3 separate regions of the Homo sapiens genome follow, and all the other regions are linked to region 1. A link is a loop called in an ENCODE intact Hi-C map of the cell type or tissue named here. Cell type or tissue: psoas muscle. All regions are shown on one strand.

The links. Hi-C counts contacts between places; a loop is a spot of excess contacts. Peaks named below come from ENCODE experiments on the same cell type or tissue, not always from the same donor. Only the 100,000 strongest peaks of a DNase experiment are listed, where the experiment ranks them.
Region 2: a loop joins it to region 1, with 8 times the contacts of the local background. A loop is called at or near these places in 54 of 110 quality-filtered maps.
Region 3: a loop joins it to region 1, with 5 times the contacts of the local background. A loop is called at or near these places in 56 of 110 quality-filtered maps.

The regions. Positions count from the first base shown.
Region 1 is chr10:113,382,713-113,387,712 of GRCh38, reverse strand. No RefSeq gene overlaps it. Among named protein-coding and RNA genes, the nearest start is that of HABP2, 170 kb to the left of the region's middle. RefSeq lists a silencer at 2,294-2,403. In psoas muscle, a CTCF peak has its summit at 2,370 (motif pointing right); a DNase peak (open chromatin) is centred at 2,442; H3K27ac peaks cover 681 bases.
Region 2 is chr10:112,469,887-112,474,886 of GRCh38, reverse strand. The region is part of intron 3 of VTI1A (vesicle transport through interaction with t-SNAREs 1A); the gene reads right to left. Among named protein-coding and RNA genes, the nearest start is that of VTI1A, 25 kb to the right of the region's middle. In psoas muscle, a CTCF peak has its summit at 2,823 (motif pointing right); no DNase peak of the experiment used is centred here.
Region 3 is chr10:112,718,861-112,723,860 of GRCh38, reverse strand. All of the region lies in intron 7 of VTI1A (vesicle transport through interaction with t-SNAREs 1A), which reads right to left. Among named protein-coding and RNA genes, the nearest start is that of MIR4295, 87 kb to the right of the region's middle. RefSeq lists a silencer at 2,477-2,771. In psoas muscle, a CTCF peak has its summit at 2,591; no DNase peak of the experiment used is centred here.

The sequences.
Region 1 (5,000 bases):
GGCAGAAATCAATAGTCACTGTACTTACTGAAAAAGGTCTCTCCAGACCAAAACCCCTGTGTCCCAGGGCTGGGAAATTGGCTCCTAGGAAATAAACTCTGGCCTGCAAACTTTTCCAGACTTTCCCCAAATCCCCAGTTGAGTAAAATAATGAGTCAGGCCCTCTAGGACATTGTCATACACCTTTTGGGGCAGAATAAAACACTTTAAAATAATTCCACAACTGAGGAAAAGGTATAAAGAAAACATCTGGGAGGGAGGAAGGGAAGTAATGGTTATCCCCAAAAGGGTAGGATGTCTGTAGGGGCAAGGATGGTGACTTTTAGTGCTTATACATTTCAGTAATGTTTGAATTTCTTACTACAGCTATGTATTATTTTACAATGAGAAATTTTAAACTGACCCCATTCCTAGGCTGGTGGGGATGGGGTGAGGAGGGTAACCAGTAGAAACTGCCCCCAGACCTTTCTTAACAGAGAAACTCTTAACTTTTCCTACAGGAAGCCCTTCCGGGTGCAATTCCTTATCTCAACCTCTGCAACAGTGCCTACCAATGTTATAGCACTTCATTCATTCAGCCTTTCATTTGTTCATCCACTCAACAGCTATACTTTGAACAAGGCCCTGTGGGAGGCCCTGCGAGGCAAAGACAAGACAAGCGAGTTGCCTGTCACACGGAGCATGGGCTGGCAAGGAGATCCATAGTAAACCTCCAGTCCTGCACTCACCCTTAATGGCATGTGCTTGGATAGAGATGAGACAAGGCCCAGAGGGGCACATGCTGGAGAAACTGAACCCCAGCCCAGAGGTCTGGGAAGGCGTCTCTGGGCAAGAGACCTTACAGCTGGGAACTGAAAGATGAGAAGCAGCACTGACCAGGTGAAAGGGGTGGCAAGACCAGGAGTGTCTGGGCTGAGCACCCAGGCAGGCACTGAGATGAGAAGAAACAGAGCTCACCAAGGAAAATTGAGGGAACTCAGCCTGCTGGAGAAAGGTCCAAGGAGAGATCAAAGAAGCAGGAAGGGCCAGATCACCTGATGCTTTGCAGAATGTGGGATTTTAAACTTTACCCTAAGAACAGTTCGAAGCCACTGAGATAGGTATCCCTGAGGACTCCATTTGTTCTCCACTGTTTTTGTTCACTTCCACTCTGACACACAAGCTCCTAGCTCCATGCCTGGCAATTAACAAGAGCCTAAAAATAATCAGCTGGATGGCTGAACCCAGTCACCCCAGGGAGGGAGAACCTGCAAGCAAAGACCATGACCGCACATCCGACATCTCACCTCTCTCCCTCCTTTTGTCTCCCCTGATCCAGGCCTGCAAGCTGAGAAGTGTACAATCCTCACAACAAGGAGTGATTGGCAATCAGGTGCAGAACTAAGCTATTTCTTTCACCACCACAGTCCTTCCAAAATGTTCCCAACTGGCATCAGATATTCTCATCCTGACCAGTGAGACAACCCAATGAAAACTGGTGACTCAGAAAGGGTAAGCATTTGTCAAAGGCTGTACAGCAAATCCCCGGGTGCTTGGCGAGTCATGTCTTGGCCAGTTGTCAAGGGCAGTGTCCCCTATGTCATTCCTCAAATACATATTTCTAGGCTTAATTATATGAATTTACATTTCTTTGGCTCAAAAAAAGTAGGTATAGGGGCATTTTCAATGCTGCACACAACTGAAAGTAGATTGAAACCATCCCGACCTCAAACAGAATGTCAAAGCAGTTGGGTTTCTGAGCAGCAACAGAATACTTTTTATAGAATGGGAAGTCAATTGAGAAATCATAAAAAATTAGAGTTGGGAAGGACCTCTGCGCTCACGAGGGTCAGGTCCCAGGGGCTGCTGTAGAATTGTTCCCTGTGGTGAAGGGTCTAATGTTTTGTCCACTCAAGTTTTAAATATCTCAACCAATAGCTCACCCCTGGGGACACCTCTCCACAGGGCAATAGATCTTGCTGTCAGGGCTTTTTTCCTGCTATTCAATCTCACTTTTCCTTTCCTCCACTTCATCCCATTTGTCTTTGGCAGTAATTTAGACAAGAGTGTGCTGACGTTTGAAAACGAAAAGCCCTGTCTTTGCCTTCAACCTCGTTTTTCCAGACCCTTCTACCTACGGAAACTTCAAGATCTGGCAGGGAGAGAGGGAGGGAATGAGGAAGAGAGGCAAACAAACAGACTGGCGTGGGTTCTGGAAGAAGCTATCAAAGGGCCAGCCCCCAAGGCCTTGAACCCACAGGTGTACAGGAAGAGAGGGCACTGCTGCTCCGGAATGTGCAGATTATAGAGGACCTGACTCTCAAAGGCAGAAAGTCACCGAGTTTTCTAGGCAGTCCAGAGCTCAGCCACCTCTTGCTATGACACATTAGACAGAAGGTGGCAGCATAGCACCAGGCTCTGTGTGCTCAGTGGCCCTGTCCATCGCAGCACACCCCAACTGTTCGGCTTCCAAACTCCACGAGCAACAAAACCCAACCGGCTGGAACGCCGGGCTTAGGCCAAGAGTGAGCTGCAAATCAAGGCCCTGGCCAGTTTTTTAAGTCAAATCCCAAACAGTTAGGATTGTGTGAGCACAGTCCATTTTCTCCCCAAGAACATCTTGCAGCCAGAATGGAATCCAAAAAAATAACTGCAGTCCTGAACAGCGGTGTTTGTCCAAGCTGATCTAAACACATAAACTTACCGTCTCGTCTGGTGTTTTGTGCACAAATTTTTGTGTTTAAAGACATCTGGGGTTAATGCTTTTTTTTTTTCTTTATTCTTTCTAGCCCTTGGCTATTTATTTCTGAATTTGTCTCTGGTTTTCCTGTTTCCCTTTGCTTATTTTTTACTTATTTGGTAGTGTTTGCATGTGGTTCTTCTGAAAGCAAGGATCCACAGGCTACGCATTTCTCACTTGGAGCTGAAGTCCTGCTGGGGAACCAATTATATGTCCTACCCACCAGGGAGAGTGTGATATTTTTTATTACTTTCTAATTTCAGGTCTTGAAATGGCTTCAGTGATCAGAACATTCTTCTGCTTAAGAACCTAAAGGGGCCAGTGAAAGGATGCTTTTGATTTGTATTTCATTTAGAATGGTCCATACTCAACCAAGTGTACTCCAAGGATTTCCATGGGGCCTCAGAGGCTTGAAGTGGGGAAAAGCAAGACAAAGACAACAACAAAACTTTCTCGCTGCTTGCCTTATCATACTGGGAAAATGCCGGCTACTTGGGGAAAGTCTTTCTTTGAGAAGTTGGTGAACTGAGAAAAAAATGGATAGAATTAGAACAAAACAATTTCACTGGATTCTAAGTCTATTTAAACTACAGTAGTAAATCAAAACCATACCTCTTTCTCATTACTCATGGCCCGATAGTAGAGCCTCCTAAATGCTTATTAAAGCAAAAGCAAGAAGTGTTTCATTTCTAAATACATTCACAGGAATCCCCAACAAGGTGGTTGCTTCTTTCTAACTGTTGTTTGTTTTATGCTTGTTTCTCTTCTTGAAAGAGTTATCATGAAACGGAAAGGCTTAAAAGGGGGGTGGGGGTGGGGGTGAGGGTCCAAATAGGCTCTAATGAGGAAGAAGGAAATAAAAGTCAAATTCTCCCCGAATGTCTGAATTTCTATTTATTTATCTTTGCAATAAGAGAGGATGCCTGACAATCCGGAACTGCTCTTGGATAAAACGAATCATACCAAACAGCTAACAACCCTGCAGAATAGCTCAAAGCCCAAATTATGAGCTATTTCAAATCCTTTCCACTTGCCATGGGGGTCTTGACTGAGTTTTTTCTTTTTTTTTTTTTTTTTTTTCTTTTTTTCCTGGCTCACATGCTTAGCCAGGAGGTGATTCTGAATGTTTATCTGAAGTATCTCCCTGATATTCTGGGGGGACTTTTCTCTCAAGCAAAAGCTCTGCTGAAAAGAGGAGCTTGTTTTAATTCTCATTAAGTTATACCCAGTATTGTGAACCTTTTACTAGTGAACAGTTAATTTTAGTGAGACGGACTACAAGAAACTGCCATATATAACCACGCTCAGTGACAACATTTTACAAAATGTGAGTCAAACATAAACATTTATGACTTTCTAATAAGCCAGCTACCATATTTGCTATTATATGACGCTCTGTTAAAACAATCTTTTCTACTTTTAAATAGAGATCCCATGAGAGCAAAAATGTTTATCTTTGTTGTGTATAGCTTCCTTAAGTACCATTTTATCATATTATTTAAAATTCAACAAATTAGCAGCCAGTATTTATTATTTAAAGAAAGGGTGTTTCTTCAAAGTTTGTCTGAATTAAAAATCACAAACCAATCCATCTCCCTTCTTTCCTTCCTTCTCTCTTTCCTTCCGTCCTTCCTTCTATTCATTTTAAACCCAGCAACTAGATTTTGTTGGGTTTAAAAGGTCCCTAAAAAGTTAGTATTCCTTCAGGAATAAATATTTGTAGATTACTTGAAATGGCCAGCTTCCTTGACTGGTCTTTAGGGAAAATACTCTTTGTAACTTTGACTAAAAAGACAATGTTCCCGATCAAAATATAATCTGGGTCTATACTGGCAAAGAGAGTTGAACCAATATGTAATGAATGGCAGCATAAACAAATGAATGAAGGAATACGCAGACAGGCATCAAGCAGAATCAAAATACTCAAAGCAGCCAGTTAACTGAGGCACTGAATTTCCTGGACAACTGTCTCAATTCCCCGGTTTGCGTGGAGGCTCTTGCCTATAACCAAGTAAGCACTTATGCTGCAACCTCTTGCCTCTTGCAAGAGACAACAGATTGTTAGCCTCTGGGAAGTAGCACTATTTCAATCAACCAATTTGGCATGTTGTGTTTTACAGTTTCTAAAATTAACACAGAATCCAAACAAAAACATGGCTGGTGTGGAACTATATACAGAGAACACTGTCATCTGGTTGCTTCGAATCTGTTCATTATCAAAATTAGCTGTCTTGTTTGTCCTACTCCCATTTTTGAATGCACACCATTAATTAACCAACCT
Region 2 (5,000 bases), 910 kb after region 1:
ACTGACCAAGGTCAAGGCCAGGAATAAGAATCCTATAAACAATGAAGGGCAACTGCATGATGATTTTCTAACAATTTCACCTAGCAGAGCCTTAGTAATGGAGAACCAACTTTTTAAGAAACTGAATGCAGGCCAGGCATGGTGGCTCATGCCTGTAATCCCAGCACTTTGGGAGGCTGAGACTGGAGGATCACTTGAGTCCAGGAGTCAGAGACCAGCCTGGGTGACATAGGGAGACCCTGTCTCTACAAAGAGATTTTAAAAATAGCCAGCTGTGGTGGCTTGCACCAATAGTCCCACCTACTCTGGAGGATAAGGTGAGAAGATCACTTGAGCCTAGGAGGTCAAGGCTACTGTGATCTGTGATTGCACCACTGTACACTAGCCTGGGTGACAGAGCAAGGCCCTGTCTTAAAAAAAAAAAAAAAGGAAAGAATGAAGAAAAGAAAATGAATGCAAACAAGGAAAATAATGGGCATGCACATGCACATAATATATAAATAGAGTAGTACTTTCTCTCTTAAAGGTCATAGTTGCCGGGCGTGGTGGCTCACGCCTGTAATCCCAGCACTTTGGGAGGCCAAGGAGGGCAGATCACAAGGTCAGGAGATCGAGACCACAGTGAAACCTCGTCTCTACTAAAAATACAAAAAAAAAATTAGCCAGGTGTGGTGGCGGGCACCTGTGGTCCCAGCTACTCGGGAGGCTGAGGCAGGAGAATGGCATGAGCCCGGGAGGCGGAGCTTGCAGTGAGCTGAGATCACACCACTGCACTCCACCCTAGGCGACAGAGCGAGACTCCATCTCAAAAAAAAAAAAGTCATAGTCATATCCAAATAACTAAAAGAAATATTCTTCAGCTTCTGATTAAGAAATGTTAAGTATGTAAAGTGGATTTAGGGTAAGGCCAGATTCTCAGAACCATGCAAATTTGCTAGCATTACTAACATTAAATGTATCTTCCATGGAAGAGTATCTTAGAAAAAGGAATCTCAGTTGTATTTAATTCTAGAGTCTATAAAATCCCCAAAATCATAAACAACAGTATATTTCTTATATAATTGTTTGTGGATTAAATGAGTAATGCATGTAAAGTACTTAGTCCTGGTCTACCTAAGATTTTTATTTTTAAAGTCACATTCTAACACAGAGAAAATATGGAGAAAGAACACAAGTGATTTGATGAGCCGCAGTAAAAATGTAGTTCCAGGCATATTTTATTAAGAGCCATAAAACTGTTGATACCCTTTCACTTGGTCATCTGCCTTCTGAGAGACGATCCTAATCAAATAATCCTGTTCAAATATGTTCACTGCAGCACAATAAATGATAGAGGAGGTAAATGGAAATATATTAGGATTCAACAAAAGGTTAGCTAACATCACTCAAGGAAATATTATGCACACATTAAAATGATCAAGAATATATAGAAATGGAAAATACTAATGTTACAATCTTTTATTTAAAAAAAAATGTGGGACGGGCGCAGTGGCTCACACCTGTAATCCTAGCACTTTGGGAGGCCAAGGTGGGTGGATCACGAGGTCAAGAGATCAAGACCATCCTGGCCAACCACATGGTGAAACCCCGTCTCTACTAAAAATACAAAAATTAGCTGGACATGGTGGCGCGCTCCGGTAGTCCTAGCTACTCGGGAGGCTGAGGCAGGAGAATCTCTTAAAACCAGGAGGTGGAGGTTGCAATGAGCTGAGATCATGCCACTGCACTCCAGCCTGGCAACAGAGCAAGACTCTGTCTCAAAAAGAAAAAAAAAAAAAAAAAAGTGGATCAAATGACCTCATTGTTATGTAAAATGAAACAATAAATTATGCAAGGGAGAAGGGGAGAGAAGATTGGAAAAAACAAACCAAAATCAAAAATAGGGCTACTGGTGATTTTTTTTTTCTTTTTTACTCTTCTTCATTTTCAGAATATTCTATAACGACCAGGTATTATATTTACACAGAATCAAACAACAAATGTAATTTTTTAAAGTAGCAGGCATATTCATTAAGTGTACACAGTAAAGAAAATTTTCTTTTCTGAGGTGGCTCTGTCTAGCCTTTCTCATTTCTTTTTAGAATGCACTTATGGTCCTGTAAGAAGGATTAGCTGATGCTACAGTTACCACATATTACCACTGAGACTATCCAAACCTCTAAAACATGTTTTCATGGTTTCCCATAGCTTCCACAGAAATAGAAGTAAAATATCCCAGGAAGCTGTAAGTACAGAAAAGATAAAATGTAAACAGAAGCATACGTTCTTGACCTTTCAACAAAAATCAAAATTTAAATTCACCTTTCTCATTTGAACTTCTTTAGTCTATCTCGAGTTAAAAAAAAAAAAAAAAGAATATGGGTACTGGCTTTACTCATAAACTCAGATACTCAAGTTGTCCATTCACCTATGAAAAGAGAGAGTACAGGTAGTATCAGTAAAAGCTTCAAGCTGTTCCACAACATCCTTTGAACCCTGACCTAAGGGACCAACTCCGATAGTCTGCAGGTAGTTGGATTTCTAGGACCATTCAGCCTCACTGCTGAGACTGTCAATAGAAGTGCCATTCTCTGATGTAGACAGCTCTGCACTAGGAGCTGGTCTAACAATCACATCACATAGCCTGCCAAACAGGAAAAGGCAGCATTCGGGCACCACTGACCTGGGATAGAAGTGAACTTGAGACTGGGGCTAGAAAGCTCTCTTTTTAACATTCATTACGATCTAATCATTCACCCCAAATCCTTCTGTGTATGTCTTAAAGGAAGTTCAGCTTTGTTACAAGAAAAAAGAAATATGCAACTATATAAATCAACCACAAGATGGTGCTAGCATCATAGCACAATATCAGAGACGTGAAAAAGCATTCAACACACCATGTCCTCATAACCTTTAGAACCTTATACCAGCACACCACTTACTTGTTTCTTTCTTTTTCTATTTACTGAGACTTGGTCAAACATTTTATACAATTTTGGAGGGTTTTTTGTTTGTATAAATTTAGGGTTTTAAAATTTGCTTTAATTTTCTTAAGAAGCAAACTAATCTTAAACTTGAAAAATTCCTTAACTACATTTTTTTTTTTCCTCTTGGCTGGTTCATTTTCCTGGAACATTCTGACATGAGAAGGCCCTAGCTAACCTCATATCAATGTTGAAGGAAGAAATTACAAGAACAGCTTACAGGAATTCTAATTTTTTTTTTAAAAGTTGTTTTCAAATACCTAAACAGACTATTAAATACATTTTTATGGAAACTCAAAGGCGGGCAGGTTGCAAAGGATTGTGAAGAGAACATTAAAACGGGTGCTTAGTTACTCGATTCTGATTCTGGCTCCAGAAAGCAGTGTGACTTTAAGTCATTTGGTCTCCTCAGTCCTCCATTTCTTCATCTAAAACATAAGGTGATTAGATTTGACCTCTTCTGAACCTAATATTCCTAACTTCCTTTGAGGCTACACAAGAAGCCAAAAATGAACAATTATAGGCTGTAAGAAGCAAAAAAAAAAAAAAAAAAAAATCAATAAGAATGAAATTAGGTAAGTGAACAGAATAATCAGGAATGGTAACAGTATAAATGGGCACGTAAGTATGACCCCTAACTTTCCTTAACACCCTCCCACACACACGATGCTGACTGCAAATTACCGCATGAATTTTAAAATCCTTTAAACAGGTATTTAGTCAGCTACAAATTATATTCTATGATAAGCCACCGTAATGAAGAAAACCAAAATATGCCACCCCAAAATATACTTCTTTGGTGTATTTTTGAGATAGCTATTCAGAAGGGCTACAAACACAAAAATGGCTCTGAAAAGCTGGAGATTTGCATTTGTAGAGGAAATCAATATTAGTTAAGTAAACAGCAAATGCAAAACAGGCTTTCTCTGAGCGCCCCCACCCTGACCCGTATTGGCTTTACCCAGATCTTGGAAAGATGAACTCACAGGAAAGGGAGACTGAAAGTCTGATGCTTTTTTATTTTATTTTATTTTTTGACACTGAGTCTCTCGCTCTGTTGCCCAGGCTGGAGTTTAGTGGTGCGATCTCAGCTCACTGCAACTTCGGCCTCCTGGGTTCAAGGGAGGCCTCGGCCTCCCAAGTAGCTGGGATTACAAGTGTGCGCCACCATGCCCGGCTAATTTTTGCAATTTTAGTAGAGATGGGGTTTCACCATGTTGGCCAGGCTGGTATGTGAACATTGGTATGTGAACTCCTGACTTCAAGTGATCCGCCTGCCTCGGCCTCCCAAAGTGCTGGGATTACAGGCATGAACCACCGCACCCAGCACTTTTAAAGGTAACAGAGGAAGCTTTTCCACAGGCTCCCATCCATTCTTCCAGGGGGCTGCTGCCTGCCAGGCTCCAACAGCAGAGCCAAGACAACCTTTGCTTGCCTTCCTCCGTTCTTGCTCTGAAAACCTGTTCCCACACTCCAAATCTCTATGCTTTTCTGCACTACAGTATAAAAGCTTCAGTTATGTGGCCCTACTTTGAGTCTCTTACTTTGCGTGTGGCCCCTGTACTTACGCACACAATACATTTTGTTTGGTTTTTCCCATTAATCTGTCCAGTGTCAATTCATTTTAGCATACTTCGACTCAACCCTTGAGAGGGAAAGTTTCAACAGTAAACAGCAGACTATTATTTTTCATTCTCTGATATATAAAATTATCTGTTAAGGAATTAAGAAACATTAAATCTACACTGAACTTTCACTTCCTGCCATGGTGGGGTAATTGGTACAAGACAAACCCTCCTGTTCTACACAACTGTGAACACGGACAAAATGGATGAATCAATTATTTTCCAAAGTTGGACAACAAGCAGTGGAGGAGCGTAATTCCTTAAAGAAGAAAAACATGTGAAATGAGCCCCGCATGGCTCTCAGCCTGGAGGCACTTTCCCAATTGCAGCACACGGAGGGGGAGCCCACAGGGAGTGCAGCAAGTCACTGAACTTAGGAGGCAGACACTGGAGTTAGGACTGCTGGGATGCA
Region 3 (5,000 bases), 660 kb after region 1:
TCTTGCCCTGAATCCCAGAGAATGGAGGACTATTGCTACTGTACTCTCAGTGACTAGAGCAACTTCAAATTATTCCTTCATCAACTGAAAACTAAATAGAAACTATGCTTAATTGTGTTCTTTGATTTTTCTCTGAGGCTATCCCACATATTCAAATTATATTTACTTTTTAAACGATTAGGACACTGGCATTTGGAGCCCTTGCTTCCTATTTAGCAGTAACCATGCTTTCCAAACCACAGGTTTGATCAGCAGGGTGGGCCATCTGAAATTGAGATTGTCCTGAAGATTCAGGAGGTCAGCCTGCCGCATGCAGTACATGCCTTTCCCAGTTACGAAACAGAAACCCAGCCTGACCCTTCAGTCCGGGCCCCCACCTTGCAGAGCTATGGCCTGATCTTAATGTAGAATCAAGTGCTCGATGGAAAAACAGGTTACCGGGTTCAAGCTTGATCTTCTTGCAAAAAGTCCGATGCAAAACATTCCACTTCATCGGGAAGTTCTAGAGCTGAGAAGTATGTTGCTAATGTTGCTAAGAGTTCTTAGTTTTCAAGTAAGGCCAGGTATAGTCCTGTACAGGGAAGAGCACTTTTTCTATAGGTTCCTAGCTTCTAACACCTAGCAGGACACCACTGCTACCAACAACAAAACAATAATGGTGACGAGGAGGACGATGATGATGGTGGTAATTATAATATCATAATATGTAGAGTTTTAATTTTCTTTTGGGTCTTTATTAACTTTAGCCTTTACTTTGTAACTACTATTATTATCTTGATTTACAAATAAAGAACTTGAGGCACAGAGTGATTAAAATAACTTTCCTGACGTCACAAAGCTAGTAAGTGGACAAAGCCAGGCTGTCTGGCTCAAGAGCAGCAGTGTGAACCACTGTAAGACACTGCCCCTTATTGTACTAAAGAGCATTGGCTTTGAATTGATAATAGAAATGCTAGACAAGAAGCTGAATTACAAAAGCAAACGTCCAGATTTTGCCTGGACTCATGCTCAGAGTAGACTGATTAGATGAGCTCTTCTTAACTCTGGTTTCATGTAAGCATCACCCGGACAGCTGTTAAGATACTGGGAACCCACCAGTATCTGGGAACTAGAGAATATGATTCATTTGGTCTGCGGTGGGGCCTGGGCATCTGATTTTTAAAAAGCTCCCCAGGTGATTCTCACGAGCAACAAGGGCTGAGAGCCACTGACCTCTGAAGCACTTTGCAAAACTAAAAAACAAATTTGGAATTGCTGCCTCTTTTCTCTTTCTCTTGGATAGTCACAAAGAACAACAGCATGTTGCAGGCTCATATCAAATCTTTTTTTAAAAATGTTTAATTTTTTTATTATTATACTTTAAGTTCTAGGGTACATGTGCACAATGTGCAGGTTTGTTACATATGCATACATGTGCCATGTTGGTGTGCTGCACCCATTAACTCGTCATTTACATTAGGTATTTCTCCTAATGTTATCCCTCCCCCATCCCCCCACCCAACGACAGGTCCCGGTGTGTGATGTCCCTCACCCTGTGTCCAAGTGTTCTCATTGTTCAATTCCCACCTATGAGTGAGAACATGTGGTGTTTGGTTTTCTGTCCTTGCGATAGTCAAATCTTATCTGAATATAGATCCCTTGTTGTATACAGCATCTGTTAACATAGATGGGAACAGCTGTTCTAACCTTTTACAAACCAGTAATCCAGGTTGATAAATTTGGTTACTTTCTTTTAAAGAGAAAACCCTGTACCCTTAACATTGCAGGATAAGAGTGTATCAGAGCTAAACTCTCTTTCCTCAATAAGGATACAGAGGACCCCTTAAACCAGCTTACTCTCTTAACTAAGAACAAAGATCCACAATTTCATAGTTGAAAGGGCTCTTAGGTGCCATCTAACATCTCTCAGCACCACAAACACACTCCCCACCTCCCCCAATGCAGAAATGCCTTCTGCAAGATCCTTCCAGATGGTCAGTCAGCCCTAGTTTGAACAGTTCAATGACAAGAGGCCTCACTCCTTCATAAGACAACACATTTCATTGTTGGACAGATCAATTCTTCTTTATATGGGTTCAAAATTAGCCTCCCTATAACTTCTACTTGTTCATAGCTCTGTTGTTGTCTGAAATAATGGTATAAAGTCTCCTCTCCTTTCAAATGAGTGCCCAACAGCACATCATTATGGCGGAGGATGGTACACTGGAGGGAATACACAGGACTACATGGGAGCCAAGAGACTTGTTTTGAAAAGCAGCTCTGCCTCAGACTTTAGGACCGTAGTAACTAAAGCCCTTCAGGCCTTTGTTTCATCATGAGTATTAAAAGTACATAAAAACAAAGACAATGAAAAGCTTGTCAAATTGTGAGCATCAAATTAAAAGTGTAAGTCAAATGCTTTGTAACTGAAAAGTACCCTATGAATGTAAGTTGTTCTGTTATTGGTGCCTTAAGGTACAGTATTCTTACATTTGAACAATTCTTCTGTCCACAGAACCATATATTCTACTTCTGAAGTTGGTATTGTAGCGTTGCTAAATAACTGTTAACTATGGCAATGGTAAGTGAGTGCTCCTTGATGCCACCTATCGGTTATTTGTTTCAGTGACCATGAGAAGTTGGAAGATGGCACAGGAAGCAATGTGCTGATGCTGTCTTTCATTCCTCAGACAGATCAGAAGAAACAGAGCACAGCAGATTTGGAATCAGAAAATCTGCCACTCACTATGTAGGTGCCATTGAAAAAGTGAGCTAACCTCAGTTTCCCCACACATAAAACGAGAAAATAAAAGTATCAATCTTACATATGCTTCTATGAGGATAGAAGAAAATAATATGTGTTAAGTACTCAACAATAAATGTCACTGAGTAAACTGCAGGGCATTTTCACCATTTTTTTTTTTAAATCAGTGAGAACCTAGTGGCAAAGTGCTATATTCTCTCTAAAATAAACAGAGAATTTCAGATACTCCACCTGGATACAATTCCAACTCTATCATTAATTCTCCATGTGACCCACATATTTCACCTCTTAGGTCCTTGCTTTCCTAATTGGTAAAATGAGTTAATTAGACAAGCTGATCTTTCTAGGTATGCTTCTGGGACCACTAATATCCGTATCGCTAACCAAACGGAAAACAAAGTTTTAGAAGCAAATTGCTTCCTGAGAACAATTCAGTTATCGCCTAATCTAAAATACTACCATGGTAAAAAGAACATCTTCAACGTATACATTTGTTTGAAAATCCCTCCCTTTAGGAAGATATATTTGTTTCTAATGGTTCTGCTAACCACATGCCTGAGGTGAGGCAAAAGAATTTTTAAAAACTCAATAGAATCAGACATTTCTCCAAAGAAGAAATACAAATGGCCAATAAGCACATGAAAAAATGTTCAACATCTAGACATTAGGGAAATGCAAACCAAAGCCACCATGAGATAGTTCCTCACTGCTACTTGAAAAACTATAATATAAAAGATGCACAAAAGCAAGTGCTGGTGAAGAGGTGAAGAAATTGGAACACTTATTCATTGCTGGTGGGACTGGGAAACAGTGCAGCCACTTTAGAAAATAGTTTGGCAGTTTTTCAAAAGCTATGCAAAGTTACCACATGACCCAGCAATTCTACTCCTAAGTAGGCAGCAAGGAGAAATGAAAGTGTATGTTCACACAAAAACTTGTACATAAATGTCCATGACAGCATTGTTCATAATATTCAAAAAGTAGAAACAACCCAAATGTTCATCAATTGATAAATGGACAAATAAAATTTATGTATCCATACAATGGAATATTATTTGTCAATAAGAAGATTTGAAACATTATGCTAAGTGAAAGAAGCCAGACGCAAAATACCACATATAGTATGATTCCATTTATAAGAAATATCTAGAATAGGCAAATCTATAGAGACAGGAAGTATACTAGTGGATGTCAGGGGCTGGCAGGAAAGTGGGAGTGACTATTAATGGATACCAGATTTCTTTTTGCGGTGATAAAAATGTTCTACAATTGGGCTGGGTGTCGTGGCTCACGCCTGTAATCGCAGCACTTTGGGAGGCTGAGACGGGCAGATCACCTGAGGTTGGGAGTTTGAGACCAGCCTGACCAACATGGAGAAACCCCGTCTCTACTAAAAATACAAAACTAGCAGGGTGTGGTGGCGCATGCCTGTAATCCCAACTACTCGGAAAGCTGAGGCAGGAGAATCGCTTGAACCTGGGACGCGGAGGTTGCGGTGAGCCGAGATCGCACCATTGCACTGCAGCCTGGGCAACAAGAGCAAATCTCTGCCTCAAAAAAAAAAAAAAAGTTCTACAATTGTTTGTGGTGATGGTTGCATGATGCAGTGAATATCCTAACAGCTACTGAATTGTACATTTTAAATGGGCGCATTATATAACATATAAATTATATCTCAATAAAGCTGTTAAAAAAACAATAGAAGCACATAATCGATAAGGATCAAGAATCAGTTCCATTTAATCAAAGTGCAAGGAACATGTATGTTTGTATAATAGCATTTTATGTGGATAATTGCTTTGTACATTCAACTGCTTTAAACCCATTTTTGCATTTGGATCATTTTTCAAGGAGGAGATGAAATTTAAGGAAGTAAAATTGAATAAACAAGGCTATTGCAGCTCACAAAATATATTTCTTTTATTTTACTACCGAGGATCGACTCAGTGATGTAAAATGCCATTTAAAAAAAGAATGACAAAGTTTGAATGAGAAAATGTATTTCATCGTGAAAGATAAAAGTCTTTCCTTCTCTACAGTGAATACAGGTAATTTCAGAAGCAGCAGCTCCTAATTATTCACTGTTGAAAAGCTAAAAAAAGGTTCATATTGAAAACACTGACCTCTAGTTTGCTCTGTGAATGAAAGCAGACACAAATTCTCATTTTCCTAGAATTCTGGTTGATAACTGAGTTGGGAAAAGCATGCATTTCTTCATTACAGTGCAGTCGACTGTTCATTTAAATAACAATAACCT